2 separate regions of the Homo sapiens genome follow, and region 1 is linked to region 2. Evidence: chromatin loops called from intact Hi-C (ENCODE). Cell type or tissue: prostate gland. All regions are shown on one strand.

The links. Hi-C counts contacts between places; a loop is a spot of excess contacts. Peaks named below come from ENCODE experiments on the same cell type or tissue, not always from the same donor. Only the 100,000 strongest peaks of a DNase experiment are listed, where the experiment ranks them.
Region 1: it touches region 2 in a loop (2.5-fold over the local background); 4 of 110 quality-filtered maps call a loop at or near these places.

Annotation. Positions count from the first base shown.
Region 1 is chr6:93,770,020-93,778,019 of GRCh38, reverse strand. TSG1 (tumor suppressor TSG1) reads right to left here. Exons shown (of 10, transcript NR_015362.2): 9 at 2,681-2,792; 10 at 1,400-1,852. Among named protein-coding and RNA genes, the nearest start is that of TSG1, 67 kb to the right of the region's middle. In prostate gland, no CTCF peak of the experiment used is centred here; no DNase peak of the experiment used is centred here.
Region 2 is chr6:94,040,272-94,048,271 of GRCh38, reverse strand. No RefSeq gene overlaps it. Among named protein-coding and RNA genes, the nearest start is that of TSG1, 340 kb to the right of the region's middle. In prostate gland, no CTCF peak of the experiment used is centred here; no DNase peak of the experiment used is centred here; H3K27ac peaks cover 1,578 bases.

The DNA.
Region 1 (8,000 bases), 270 kb after region 2:
GGTGAAACTTCATATTTCATTCTAGGTAATGTGCCCACAAAGTCTCATATTATTCTAATTGGAGAATAGCCAAAGAAGAAATATAATCCCAAATATTTTGATTTGACTTTACTACCCTGCTTTTCCTTACACAGAGGACACACATGTGTGTCCTCATACTGCATGAATACAGAGCTGTTTTAACATTTCTTGATGCTAGCTATAGCTTTCTTACTCGTAGACAGGACCTTCACCATAGTGGAAGTATGCTAATATAAACATGGTCAGTGACTGTAGTCATTACAAATAAGTTCTTTTCAACTAATTGACTAAAATAATCATATTAATAAATACATGATACTCGTACGCACAAGTCACCTTTTCTCCCACACTGATGGCTTTGATTACTTTGACAGACTAAGATGCACTAATGATACAAATTAGAAGCAAAAAGAATTAAAAAGGTGTTTAACTCTGATGCCAGGCTGTCAATTTCCTATAGTGCTACCAACTTACAGATAGATGATTAAAATTGTTTCATTTAGGAATTTTGAATATTTTAAAAATTGAATGGGTTTCTGGGGGAGGAAAAAAGAAAGAAAAATCCTTGCTTAGCTAATTAGACATCCTATTTGATTTAACAATAGAGCAGGATTATTCTTTGAGTGTTGAGATCTTCCTTCATTACTACAAGAGCCTACATTTTGCTATCTTTGCTCATTGTGCTTGTCTCATTCCTTATGTTTAATATTATTGCTACTTTTTATTTAGTTACGAGTTTATAAAGAACAATGATTTTAATTTGTTTGTAAAGCAACTATTTCCAAAACATGATGCTAGATACCATGGGTAAGGCCCAAATACATGAAATATGATTTATCTCTCTGAGGGTAAAGAATCTAGCAAAAAAAAAAAAAATGAAACATGCACACAAATGACCATGTATATTGTAGAATCTTGAGAATGACAAAATAGCACACACAAGGTACTTTGGCTGCATGGAGGAATTTAGTCAGACAGCGGAATTTCAAGCCTTAATTTAGTTACTCTATATCCACCTTGAGAAAGTTACTTAATTCATTTGGGTGTCCATTATATTATCTGTAGGTTGGGGTAAATAATAGTTCTCTCTCAGATATAAATGAATATTAATTGAGTTCCTAAATGTGAACTATTTAGAACACAGACTGGTGCACACTAAGTGCTTTTATGATACCCAATAGTTCACCCCAAAGATCAAGTATATATTTCTGTGGATTTATAAAGTTCCTTCTCTACTGCATCCACTATACTATAGCTTATTCATCATTATCTTCCCACTAATTCAATAAGGTGAATATTTATTAAATAAATGAACTTATAAAGGGATGGATGAATGTTTGATCATCAGTTGGTTATTTAGTTGTTTAGAAGCTCTAGCAAGATCTGCATCGCTATCTCTATGGGATGGTCACCTTTGTCTAAAGATGCAGTATGAGAAAGCATGCAATAGGGAAAGCCGCCCTCTATCCAAACCGTCAAATAAGCAGAATCAGTTCTGGGGGAAGGTGGCGTGACACATCATCTTATATTCTAATTTGTTGTAATAAATGTTAAAAAATAAAAACTCTGAAAAAAGCAATAAATAATTATCATCTTCAATTCTAAAAACAGAGTTTGCTTAAATAAGTGAGTGTTCTTCGGTGGCTATGGCTGGTGGAGGATGAGGATGGAGTAATGAAAAGAGTCCCACACAGTAGGTCAGAGTCTTGACATGCAGACGCACTCTTGTTGTTGGTTCTGTGATCCTAGCAAGTCAGCTCCTGTACTTCCTTGTCAATTAGGAATATTTTTAATATTCACTTGGTTTCTTGCGAGAAAAACATTGAACCACCTGAGTGTACAAAGAAGTCACGAAAGTACTGGCTTTCATATATTCCCAGTCTAGTGAAAGAATATGCACTTGAAGAAGCAATGTTTGTTAGAACAAAAATACTCCCAAGGACCAGATTTGACATATAAAGACCTACTTGAGTTGAAATTTGGGGTCTGTCACTTACTAGATAAATGACTTTGAATAAATGACTTAATGCTCTGAAATTTAAATTTTCTCCCTTGTTAAATAAAATTACTTGCCCTAACTATGTCAGAGGTAGATATTTAAAAAGCATTCCCAAGTACTCTGTAAGTGTATGAACATTAATTAACCGTATTATAAGTTTTTAAGTGTGGAAGATGCTGTCACTATAGGAATATATAACGGTTAAAAACTTTTAGAAAAAATTTTTAGAAAAATAAGACTCATTCACATGAAACAACTAATACTATCAGATTCTATATAAGTGGTCACAAATGTAAGGTACAAGTATTAACATTTTGGTGGTTGAAAAGTGTTTAAGAACAATTTCTAAGATAGAGATGAATGTAAGCTCAGTCTTACAAAGGAATACAATTTTATTAAATCTTCAAAATCAAAATGTATTTCAGAGAATTCCTAAGTTCTAAATTTCCAGAAACTGAAAAATTAAGTAATTTGTTTCAGTTCCCTGGGTTTGCTATATCAGATTCAAGAATATTCTGTTTGAATACCAAAGGCATCCTGTAAATTCTTTGGCAAACCTCTCATTAGATTGAATTTTACATGACTTTTGATGAGGGAAGTCCCTGGAAAGTAACTGATTTAGGACAAATCAGCCCAAATAGTCTTCTTGGCCATACTTACCAATTAATACATATTATTGATGTTATTAAGGACCATCTTACAGTTGAAAAATAGATCAAACAACAGCCTCCTCAGGATATAATTGGAACACTTTGATCTCATGGAGATGATGCTAATAAGAATGATAATGAAGTGGAAAAGACAGTTAGTAACAATAAGAATTATAGTATTTAATATTCAGTGAGTTCTTATGCTGGGCATATTGCATGATAACTGACATATATTACCTTTTTTAATCTTCACAGTATTCACAATAAGAGAGTGAGATGTGCACTATACATTTCCATAATTTTATAAAAGAAAACAGAGGTACAGAAAACCACACTTTAGTTAGGTAGTTAATAAAATGTGGTGCCAGACTCCAAATTTGGAATTTTCTTCCAAGAATTGTAGCGGACATTGTTGTTATATATATTTTTTTTATGATAAATTTTATCTCTCCCCTTTTGTGTAGCAACCAGTTCCAGAATTGGCCTAAGGTAATCAATAATGTCATTTTCTAGCCCAAAAGATATAATCCTTTATTCAACAATTTTTAAATATTAATTAAGCATTTACTATAAGTCAGACACTATTTTAGATACTACAGAGAGGTTAGTGAATTGAGCAGTAAAGATTCCCTGCTTTTTCTGCCTTTAGGGATTTCACAAAAATGAAGAGATTGACCTATAAATAATAAACATATTAAAGATCACAAAATAAGAGATTGACCTATAAACCAAAAAATGTGAGCATAATAATAATGTAATGGTTATGATCATGAACTATCAAATTAGAAGTTATAAATTCAAATTACTTTTCATCACTTTCTAACAATGATCTTGGAAAAGTCACTTAACCTCTCTGAAACCCAGTTTTCTCATCTGCTAAATAGGGATAATAGTATCTAATTCTAGAAAAGGTCTTTGTGTGATATGAATAATATATATAAAGAGCTTAGCATAGGGCTTTAAATAAGTGCTCAGTGGGGTATCTATTTTTAAATATATCTCAAATGTAAGTACAAAAATTGACGTAGGGGGCATTACTCCAATTTGCCCCTTCCAGTTCATCACACTCTTTTTGCCCATAATTTAAATATATCTTAAAAACAAAATTTGCTCCTAGAAGCCTTTTAAGATTAATTCAGCTCACACAAAGATTTCTTCACCAACATAATCAAGTACTAATTCTTTTTTTTGTTGTTTTTTGTTTTTTGTTTTTTTGAGACGGAGTCTCGCTCTGTCGCCCAGGCTGGAGTGCAGTGGCGCGATCTCGGCTCACTGCAAGCTCCGCCTCCCGGGTTTTCTCCTGCCTCAGCCACCCGAGTAGCTGGTACTACAGGCGCCCGCCACCACGCCCGGCTAATTTTTTATGTTTTTAGTAGAGACGGGGTTTCACCGTGTTAGCCAGGATGGTCTCAATCTCCCCTTGAGATCCACCCGCCTCGGCCTCCCAAAGTGCTGGGATTACAGGCATGAGCCACCACGCCCGGCCTCAAGTACTAATTCTTAACTCACGGGTCTTAAAATTTTCTTAAATTGATTTTGATTTGTATTTGGAATTTGGTCATTGTCAACCTCCCTTTTATATTGGTTCAAGAAAGAATATCTGACCCAAATAGGACATTTACATTTTTTAATGGATTCTGAGAAAGAAGACATCTTGTGAGTAATTCTTGACAGTGGGGTGGTTGAATGTAAAGTCTAAATCTATACTGTCATTTTACCACTACGAGAGAAGTCAGTCTGACGATAAGCTGACCCTGCACAAGGCCTGCAGAGTGATGACTCCGTGAGCAGTTAAGGCAAGTCAATCTTGATTTCCACCCTATCCCTGGATCTTCCAGTTATAAAAGCCGAAAGCAATCAGCCAAATGCAGAAAAACAAAACCCACTTTTTTTGTCATGTATCGTTTAAGTCAGTCTGAGTTGCTTTCCTTTTAAGTGAAACACAGAGCCCTAACAGATTAAAAAAAAAAAAAAAAAAAAAAACTGGCTCCATTGTTGTGGGATAGAAAAAAATCAAAGGGTGAATATATTTTTCATGCCTTTTATTCAGCCAGGTGGCACAAATTAAAGGACCAAGTTAATGCCAATATGTATGCTCAAATCTGTATATTGAGCCAATCTCAGACTTATGACATTAACACTGTACAAGCCTGTATTACTTCATGAAATGAGAATGCTGAGTCTTTGATTACAGGGCCACTTTAGCCTTTAAACACTGCTTACCAATATTTATGCAATCAAATGCTGAAATTTAAAGTCTCAATCTTGGGGTCTTTTCCCCTTTGCATGTGAAAATTGCGGTGGGGAAATAGTAAAATGGCTCACTACCAAAGACATCGTTTTATGTTTGAAACCATTTCAGAAAGTTTTAGCCTAACTTATAACTTTTTAAAAAATTGTTGGCATGTGATTTTTTTGTTGCCTCTTACTTGAACAGGAATATATTAATAATGTTACAGAACTGACATCATCTTCTTATCTCCAAGTAACCTGTGGTGTTTGTATGTATGTTTGTTTTTGCTGCAGTTTCCTAAATACACCGAAATGGAATTCTGATGTGGGTTGACTCACATAATTGCAAAGGTTCTTGTGTGATTTTTTTTCAGTTAAACATGTCAGGGAAGAAATATAAAACAAATAATAAAATGGATGCAAACACTCATCAATCAAGAGCTGCCTGCCACTTCAGTGCTACTAGAAGGGCCCTCAGAGTGACAGCACAAATGCATGTTGGCAGGCCAATCAAAGCTTTAGAAATAAAACAAAATGTTTCATACCGACCCCTCAACTCTCTAAGGCCGTGACAGCCCAGTTGCAATTTCATTTTTTACATTAGTTTTGAATTTCTTTATTAAATCATTTTCATTCCGATCCTTTGGCTTTCACATACATGCCAATACCATTGATGGCAATAAAAAGTAAAATATTTATAATCTTTGGAGAATGGTGTTCTTTAAATATATTTGTGACTTGTATTAAAGCACAATGATAATATTGGCATTTTTAAAATTTTCACAGACAGTAAGTTATGTAATCGCAACATAAAATAGGACTTTAAAAAACAAAGAAAGGGGCAAGAATGAAAAAAGCAATTATTTTTCTCATTTCATCACTATTCTAATGCCAATAATCCATAGTTCCTTTTTAAAATTGTATAAATATAAGGAGATATAACTCAATAGAACTGCTAAGATTAACAACTGCACTTAATGTTGTTCTTAATGTACCTTAGTCTTGGTTTGTGAAGCCCAAATATTCATGCCAAATTTATTTACAGTGGAGTTACTTCCCTTTATTGGTTCAATCATAGATTGCCATCCTAATAACAAAGCTTCCAGCATGATTTGTAAAGTTTTAGATCCACCATTGGTCTAGTTTGGGACATATGAAGCATGGCAGTGAAAAGAAGGGATCTTGTTAATGCATAAGGATGAATGGAAATTTCCATTTCGTTTTTCATTTCAAGCTAGGAAAGCAGATGTATTCTAAGAGACAGCACAACTGAACTAAATTCTTCTTTGCACCCAGCATTCTCTCTTGAGGCAATATACTTTTCCTTTTTTCCTAAATAATTCACAAATTGCTTCCGCACAGAGGCCAAACCAGGTCAGAACAAAATTCAATTACCTCCTATCACCATATTCTCCTCTTACAAGGGAATGCTGTGGGTATAAGGTTTGCTATCTTAATCATATGTAAAGGTTAAATGCCAAACATAATTATAAAATTTGGGGGTCAGGATGATAGCATCTGATATCCTGTATGTTTTATTTTATTTAAAAAGGTATGCTCAGTCTTACCTCTTATTTATCTATCGTAATAATTCTTCATTAAATCCTTCCAAAACTGCTCTTTTCCAGGGTTTTTCTAATTATCTTTACCTACACGCAGACCACAAACCATGCTTTGTGTCACATTGGGGCTCATCAATATGTCATATCATGTTCTGTCACTTTACAGAACACAGTATGATAGATGAGATTTCAGAACGAGGCACTACATTATCTCTTGGCACAATAAAACATGAAAAGAAATAGATTCCTCATCCGAATTTTTCCATGTATTTGCACTTACACACACCATATGGGTTTTTCCATAAGATTTTGAAAGTTCATTAGAGTTAAATAATTTTAAATATATACTATTCTAGACATTTACTTTTTCCTTTCCTCTTTATAATGAAGATTTGTGATTCTAATTAAGATCTGTTCTCAGTGATGAAAAATAAAAGACGGATACTAAATTCTTGAGATAGTAAGTTTACTATTCATTTACTTCCTGTAATGTTTACATCAGTCCAGTGAGTTAGGTATGATAAAATGTATCATTCTTGCTTCAAGATAAAAATACAGAGGCACTGAGAGATTAAATCATGTAACTTAAAGTCAGACACTGTCTAAGCAAGGTCTAAAGAGGCTTTTCTACTTCTCCAACTGACCAGATGTACATGTTCAAGGCAAGATTATTCTGCACATATGTTGAGAATTTACTATGCTACATATTAATCTGTGTTATTGTCATATTGTATAAACACTTGTGTGGTGGGAGAACTTTGTTCCCAATGGCCTTTGACCCCTGTGTTATACCTATTAACATGTTAAGTGACATGGCAAATGGAACTTTGCAGATGTTGTTAAGATGAAAGTTCTGTTGACCACAAGGTAGTAAGATTATTCTGGATTATTCAGTGGGCCCTATATGATCACATGAGTTTTAAAAGCTAAAGCCCAGCACACATGAGGACTCCTACCAGTTGTTATAAACCAAAGATTAACAATTATATTGAGCAACAACAAAAAAGCCAATTCAAAAATTACATAAGCCTAGAAAAAGAAGAATAGGGATGAGTTTGACAAAAAAGAAAGTTGAGAAGCCCTTCCTTCAACACTTTCCTCCACACTGCCCCTTACTTTCAGTCTTGACAGTCTTGATGTGACACAGAATTTCTTGACATCAGCATTGAATGGAACCATTAAAGAGTGAGGACTTTCTAGGTAAATAGTCTGCAGCATCCTGGAAGATTGTCTCCAGCCAGCCTTTAGAAGTTAGCCTGGAGTGTGATATTCCCCTTGTGGTGGGGTGGGGGGAGGGGGGAGGGATAGCATTGGGAGATATACCTAATGCTAGATGACGAGTTAGTGGGTGCAGTGCACCAGCATGGCACATGTATACATATGTATCTAACCTGCACAATGTGCACATGTACCCTAAAACTTAAAGTATAATAATAATAAAAAAAAGTTAGCCTGGGACTAAACTATGTACAAGATAGAAATATAGTATCAGAAGCAGTAGAATATTATCAAATCTCACACCTGTAAGCAGACCAA
Region 2 (8,000 bases):
CCATATTGTAGCTCAGTCTTTGCACAGGACACTGAATGCAAAAATATTCCACTATTTACTTTACATAGATTGTTAAGATAAAACAACAACAACAAAAACCTTTCCTCGAACTTGATATTTTTACGTGTTGAAAACCTAAAAAAGTATAAATTAAAATCTCTATTATAACCAAATCTACTTGTGGACAATATCATAATCAATCTACATTTGGTGCAGAAAATTTCTTTATAGCAATTTTCACTTTCCTTTGAAGATTCATACGTGGCTCAATCAGAACATTCAGGTAAAGCTCATGACAAATATTCATAAAGAATGGGTTTGCACTGAAAAACAAAGAGTTTTCAGTACTTGAAAAAAATTACCCATGAAGATACTTCATCAGTAACTGTAAAATATAAATTAATTGGGGAGCTAAGTCGAAAAGCCTTCCAAATTAAAATTTTTACCTAAATATCTATTTAGCATTATGAAACTGAATTCTGGAAAATAACATGCAATAAAAGTTTAGACTTAAATTCCTTCTAGATATTAAGATATTAGTCTTTAAATTTAGAAAATTTTAAAAATCTGTCTAAAAATGAAAATCATCTGCAAGGGCAAATAGTCATCTCCTACTCACTTTTTGTAAGTTTATTTCAAATATGTATTTATTTTTTAAATAAAACATTCAACTATTAATGTACTTATTAAGCAGGTATTGAGCAACTTTAGTTCTAGAATGTTAAGTGTAATGAGATATATATTATATAACACAAGCTACAATTTTAAGATGCTTACTATGGAAAAAATATAAGTGTCTAAAGAATTAAGGCATTGATATACATAACGGTGAAGGGGTATTCAGGGGAAAAAATTTTAAAAAATCACTAGCACATATTGTCAGTAGGTATCTAAACATGCTTAGGAAAAATATAGATCCTCTCATAGCCTAGCTCTAACATATTTCAGGAAATCCTTTTAAAATTGATAGAATAATGAAATAGAACATTAAAGTTAGTAAACAAGAAAAACACAAACATTCAGGTATTCATTCACATTTCTTTGAATATAATTTCTAAATGCATAGTGATATTCCTTTTCAATAAGTGGAATTATTTTTCATTGACTCTTCTAGGTAAATAGCCTGTAACAACTGTTTCTCTTTTTATAGATTCCTTAGACTACTCTGAGTAAATTCTGTGGGGTTAGTGGCTAAAGTTGTGCATTCATAGGTGCCTGACTCTTTTAGCTAGAGTAACTTTGCAGAATTACAGCACTTACTGCCACAATATACACAGTTAAATAATTTATACAATGTGGAAGAAAGCAAGTCTAAAACCGATTATCAGCTGGTAGGCAAATTCACTTGAATGTTGGGATCACTGTTGAATATTCAATTATATAGATAAAAAGAACATTAATAGAATTCTAAACATATATAACAACTTGCAGTTAGTTATTATTGTATATTCTAAAGGACCTTCCAGACTGCCTAAAGATGCACATTTAAATCAAATCAATCAAAATTAAAAGAGAAACATTTTACAAGATTTATGCATTAAATATCAAGTCATTGTATGTATTTTACTTTCTTTCCTTTTGTCCTAGTAGTTGTTTTTGGTAACAATTTGCAAGATACTCTAACTTATTAAAATTAAGATATATCTTATTTCTTCTGTATCAATTTCTTCCACATATAAATTCAAGAAAACTATTCTCACAGGTGGAATATAAGATTACAAAATATCTGACTGCTATGGAAAGGTTGTTTTCAGTAAAATAGAAAGGAAATGTTATTCCTTGAATTTTCTCAAGTCTGTATCTCTAAAGAGCTCAAACATAATGTGACAATGGAGAAAAATGCTCTTTGGCTTTACGGCTATGCTGAAGCTAGCCTGATGTTCTGTAAACAGAGGTGTGTTATTGATAAGTTATTGAAATATGTGTGCCAAACAGCCCAGAAAAACCACTATGCTTTCTGAAGAGAAGGTGGAAGGAAAGCTTGCTCTCAACCTAAACTTTCATTTGCTGGAGTTTGGACAGTTTCTTAACAAACAACAAATCATCACTTTCTATCCTTAGGAACTTTGTTATAAAGAAGTTTATTCAGTCTTATTTCAATAGTTTTTATTCTTGGTAATATGAAGGATGAATTAAGTTGATCACAAAAGACTTTCACTACTCTGAATTACCTGTTTCACCTTGGAAAGCCACACAAAATGAACCTCTTAAGCCTTTTGAAAATGACCTTTTTCCTCAGAAATGATTTATCTTTCCCCTCGAAAATCCGTTTTACAAAAGGGAGTATGATTAAAGGAAGCCAAGCAGCACAAACACTTGCTGAAGATCCTGCTTATCTGGAACTCACTTGACAATGTGTGTTTTTGGGGTTGGGAATGCTGCAGGTTCAAGGGATAATTCTGCCTTTCAGGCACTTCAATTTATTTCATGCCTGAGCACTGTCATTGTACGCAGACAAGATGAAACGCATCGTTGTGTAAAGAAATTGAAATGGAATCCTACTTGACCCAGCAGGATGGGGCATTATGTTTGACTCAGTAGTGATTCCTGGGATAATATCTAATTCCAGGAGGAAAATTTCTTGATATGGCCACCTGCTGTGAACGGCTTTGTCCAGGGATCACAAGTTGTTCTGGGTGACTAGGCTCAGGACATGCCTAGAAGAATGCAGCTCGTCTCCTGCTGGCATTTAGATCTCTTCATTTTCTCGATGCTTTCTATTCAACAGGAACAACTGAATGGAACAGGGGGGTTGGGAGAATATGAAGCACTCCATACTCTAGCAGCAATGAGAGTCAAGGCCCGCTTGACCCGAGATTCTTATTTATTTAATTTTTTAGAGAGCCATCATTATTTCTTCACAGGGCACTTTTTAATTTTTACACTTCTCGGGCCAGCCCCCTTGCATGTCTTTCTCTGTTCAGTGTGTGTGAAGTATTTACTTTGAAAAGGCTGCACACCAATAGATTAAATAAAATAGGAACATTCTGTCTCACAAGAGAGAATCGTGCAGACAGCTTTATTACTTCTATCAGAGAACAAAGATATTTCCCAGCATGCAGAGGATTATTAGGCCAGAAGCAAATAAATGGGATGTGTGATGTCAAAGCTTCAAATGCGATCAAGAAAAATTGTCTAATTGATTTTGCTGCAATTATCGTTTTTGGAAAGCAATTCCTCATTTTTTTAACTTTTTCTTATCTTTTAGAATTTTTAAAGATTTATCTCGATATATGCATAGAGGGAATATGTAATCCATTATCCTAATATCTCCCTCACAAAACCTAGAGAATATAGTTTTAAACTAGCCTCACTCAGAATAAAACATTCTTAGGTTAACATGATAATTATCAACACATCCCTCCCTCCTCCATTCCCCTACCCTCAGTCTTTTTTTTTTTTTTTTTAAGAATGCTGACACCATGACACATTCATTATCTAAACTTCAACATTCCTTACCTTGGTCAGCTAAAAGTGAATTAAATGAATAATGGAAAACTTTCTTCTTAAATCTTGTTAGGCTTTCATCTTTCCTCTTATTTTCTTAATTTCTCTCTGGATATTGAAGTTAGGAGAAGTTGCTCAGGAAAATTTATTTCCTTTTTCTGTTTTATTTTTGTGTGATAGCTCTGAGAACAAAAATAAACAATTACTTTTTTTTTTGTCTCCCATGTAAAAGAAACAAGCTCTCAAGCCTCAATTCTCACTCTAATAAAAATGAATGCTTCTAAAAAATGCACGTATGATATTAAATATGTGCATATGTACATTCCCAGTATATAAAAATACTTAAAACACATTCACACATGGCCAGCTACATATGGCATAATGCATGAACATATATATGTGTAAATACACACACACATATACATACAAGACACACACATATACACACATTATATAATAAAATATAACTATCTCTATATATTGTAATCTCTTTGTGTACAAGTATATTTACACATTAATGCAAATGATTACATTGTTCTGAATTTTGTTTAATTGTGAATAACTTACAAAGATATGAAATCTATTTAGAAATATATTTTACATTTTAAGCCAGTAAAATTCCAAAGGTATTTGGCAAGTATGTGGGAGTAGTTTTTCTATTGTCTTATTAGATATTCCTGAATTTGAGTCATTTGAATTACACAAGAATATATTTCTATAAATTCAGTTAGAAAATCTGAAGTAATTGAAAACTGTTAGCTTTCATTCTTTAATAACTATTTCAAGCTAAGAAATGTCTGCTATGGATGAAATATAGCAATTAGCCAAAGATTTTATAAATAAACAAAAAACCAACAGAAGTATACTATTTTTAAAGGCAAAGTGGCAAATGTATAAATTATTTCTTTTATTAGAAAAATTACATATGCACAGCTTTGGAATAATAAATATTTCATTAAAAGTATTATGTAAAATTTTCAAATGGTTTCTTGCTTTTTCCCTTCCCTTCTTTTCCTTGCTAATCAATTCATTCTAAAAGTCATTATGCAGGATTGTGCAAAGTAAGGCTCAGCACAGGAAATGTTCAACTACTGTGGTGGCCAAGTGCAAGGTATTCAACACAAGCAAGCATGTTGACCAAGGTATCTGCCAAGAAGGGTGATCTGGCTCAGAGTATTAGAACCCAAGTGGTATAAGGAAGGTTTGTCCGCTGAGGCAGCTGAGTATACTGTGTTGGAGCTCAGACAATGTAAGAAAGGGATTTATGTGGGGCTTGGCCAACTATAAAGTATAAGTACCCAAGTAGGGTAAAAGGGCATCCCCAGGGGGAAGATGTAGTGTAGCATGGAGTATCAGGACACAAGAGAGAAGAGGACTCCTGAGTGAGAGAAATCAGATATGGGGTTTTAGAGTCAGTGCAGGTAAAAAGAGTGCTTGTAGGAAGAGTAGTTTAGCTCAAGATCTTGGAGTCTGAGTGGATAAGGAAAATATCCATGTGGTTTATGTGGGGGATGTGGTCTGGCAGGGATGTGTAAGTTCAAGCAATGTAAAGGGATTGTTGGCATAGAAAAGTAAAAGCAATGGCAATGGAAAATTGGTTATATAAAGGAATATTTGTTTAAATAAGTAAATATATTGACAATAAGTATAGTTACGGTGAAAAGGCTTCTATTTAACGGCTCTGGTACAATCTGAGCATTAAAATAAATAATGATAGTAACAAATGATAAGCCATTGAATAAAATAGAAATTCATAAATTAATGGAGAAATTGAAATTTTGATTAGGAACAGGATATATTCGTAGTACCAAAGAACTCATTCACAAAATTATTAATTTAAAAAGAAACAAAAATATGTAGAAGTCTAAGAAACACTATATTGATCAAGAGATCACAATTAACACCACCACAAAGTGTGGAGTTAAGATCTCTGAAAATCTATTTCTCCATAAAAACACTGAGAACATAGGAGGTATTGTTAAAATCAACTTTTTCAGAACCGTGGAAATTAACTAAAGACTTCTAACAACTCAATAAGTGGTTATTCAAGAAAAATTGCTGAATCTCAGGAAAAACATTGAGCATTGTGGCAGATTACTTTATTCTATTTTCATCCTGTCTTCATAGGTCACTAGGAGTATAGAAAATAAGCAGCCTCATATCCATGGTCACAGTGAAAACTAGGAGGATAGCAGCCAATGGAGAGGGAAGAATGGGTTTGGAAATCCCCACAAAGCTCCATCTTCAGAGAACTGTCATTATTTGACCTGCCTGGAAGCTCCCTGGAAAAGCCCCATTCAAAGGGTTGTCTTTATCTGACCTGATTCAGAGCTCACTCAGTGTGAAGGCTCTATCCCCTGGTGTTTCTCTAAAAAATAAGTGGCAATTATTTAACACATAGTTACCTGAGTTGGCAAAATCAGCTGGAGACACCAAGAGTCTGTCCAGTGAATTTAAAAAGGAAAGGAGAAGTCCATAAAGGGCTTTGAAAAGATCTGAAAGGTCTAAAGGAATCTAGAAGGCTATGCATATGTTCAGGACAGTGCTCATGACTAGGAAAGGCCTGAGTACATCTTAATCGCTCATGTTTGGCTGACATTAAGACTCTGCAAAGTCAGGAAGTGAAGACCAAGATTGAATTGTAAATTTCCAGAGCATTGCAAAATTACTTCAACAGAGATAGTCGCTCAGCAAAAAATGGAAGTTGTTTATTCTAGGCATTTTTATAAGTCTCTGTTTAATCATTCACTGGACAGTGCAGAAACTTTCAGTGGCTACGTAAGAAAAAAAAAACACACACAGACTCCACAGAATTAGTTTGGAAAGTCTATGAATAATCAGCAACAGCAACAACAATAACAAACAACAACAATAAACCATGGAAAAGGGTAAGGATCTGAATCCCAGAGTTATGACATTATATAATTTTAAGTGTCTAGTATTCAACAAAATATGATAAGATACACAAATACACAGGAAAGTGTGGTCTATACATGCTTTACATATATTAAAATCTGTCCCTGTGAATAATATCCAGAATCTACACAAAAACTCAAACAAATCTGTAAGAAAAAAAACAACCCCATCAAAAACTAGGTAAATTACATAAATAAACACTTCTCAAAAGAAGAGAGACAAACATATGAAAAAAATACTCAGCACTAATCACTGGGGAAAAGCAAATTAAAACCACAATGAGATACCATTTGACCCCAGCCAGAATAGCTATTACTAAAAAGCCAAAAAAAAAAAAAAAATAAGTGTTGTCATGAATATGATGAAAAGGGAATACTTATACACTGTTGGTGGGAATATAAATTAGCACAGCCTCTATAGAAACTAGTATGGAGATTTCTCAAATAACCAAAAATAGATCTACAATTCAATCCATAAGCCCACTGCTGGGTATCCACCCAAAGGAAAATAAGTTGTTATATTAAAAAAGGACATCTGAATGCATATATTTATCACAGCATAATTCACAATTGCAAAGATATGGAACCAACCTAAATGCCCATCAAAAGATGTGTGGATAAAGAAAATGTGGTCTATAGGAAATCCATGGAATATTTCTCAGACATAGATGGAACCAAAGAATGTCTTGTACAGCAATGTCGATGGAGCTGGGGGCCATTCTAAGTGAAGTAACTCAGGAATGGAAAACCAAACACCCTATGTTCTCACTTATAAGCTAAGCTATGAGTAAGCAAAGGCATACAGAGTAGTATAATGGACACTGGAGACTCAGAAGTGGGGAGGCTGAGAGGGAGGTGAGGAATAAAAAACTACATATTGGGTACAGTGTACACTACTTGGGAGATGGGCTGACTAAAATCTCAGACTTCAACACTATACAATTCATCTATATAACCAAAAACCACTTGTGTTCCCAAAGCTATTGAAATTATATATATATATGATATATATATGTGTGTGTATATGTATATATAAGTGTATATATATGAAATTATATGTACGTATCTGTGTATGTGTGTGTGTGTGTGCGTGTGTGTGTATTTATATATGTATATATGAAAACAAACCTGCCCCTATGGATGTCTAGATACTGGACATACTAGACAAAGAGTTCAAATCAGCTAATATATATATGATATACGTGTGTGTGTGTATGTATACATGCAACAAACTAAACTTATGTATACATTCAAAGAAATAAAAACAACCATGTCTAAAGAAGTAAAGTAGAAAACAATGTTTCATCAAATAAAGATATCAAAATTATAAGAAAATTAAATAGAAATTATGGATTTTGTAAAGCATCACAGCCAAAATGAAAATTTACTAGAGGGTCTCATATGTGTGAGTGCAGAAAAAAGAGTCAACAAATGAAGAAGATAGGTCGATTGAGATGTTCTAATCTGAAAAAAAAGAGGAAAACATATGGAGAAAAAAATCAACAGAGTTCCAGAGACCTGTGAGACAGGAACAAGCACATTAATATAGCACACAGAGAAACTAGAAGTAGAGTAGAGAGTGAAAGGGACAGAAAGAACGTATAAAGAAACTAGGGCCAGAAACTTTCCAAATTCAGT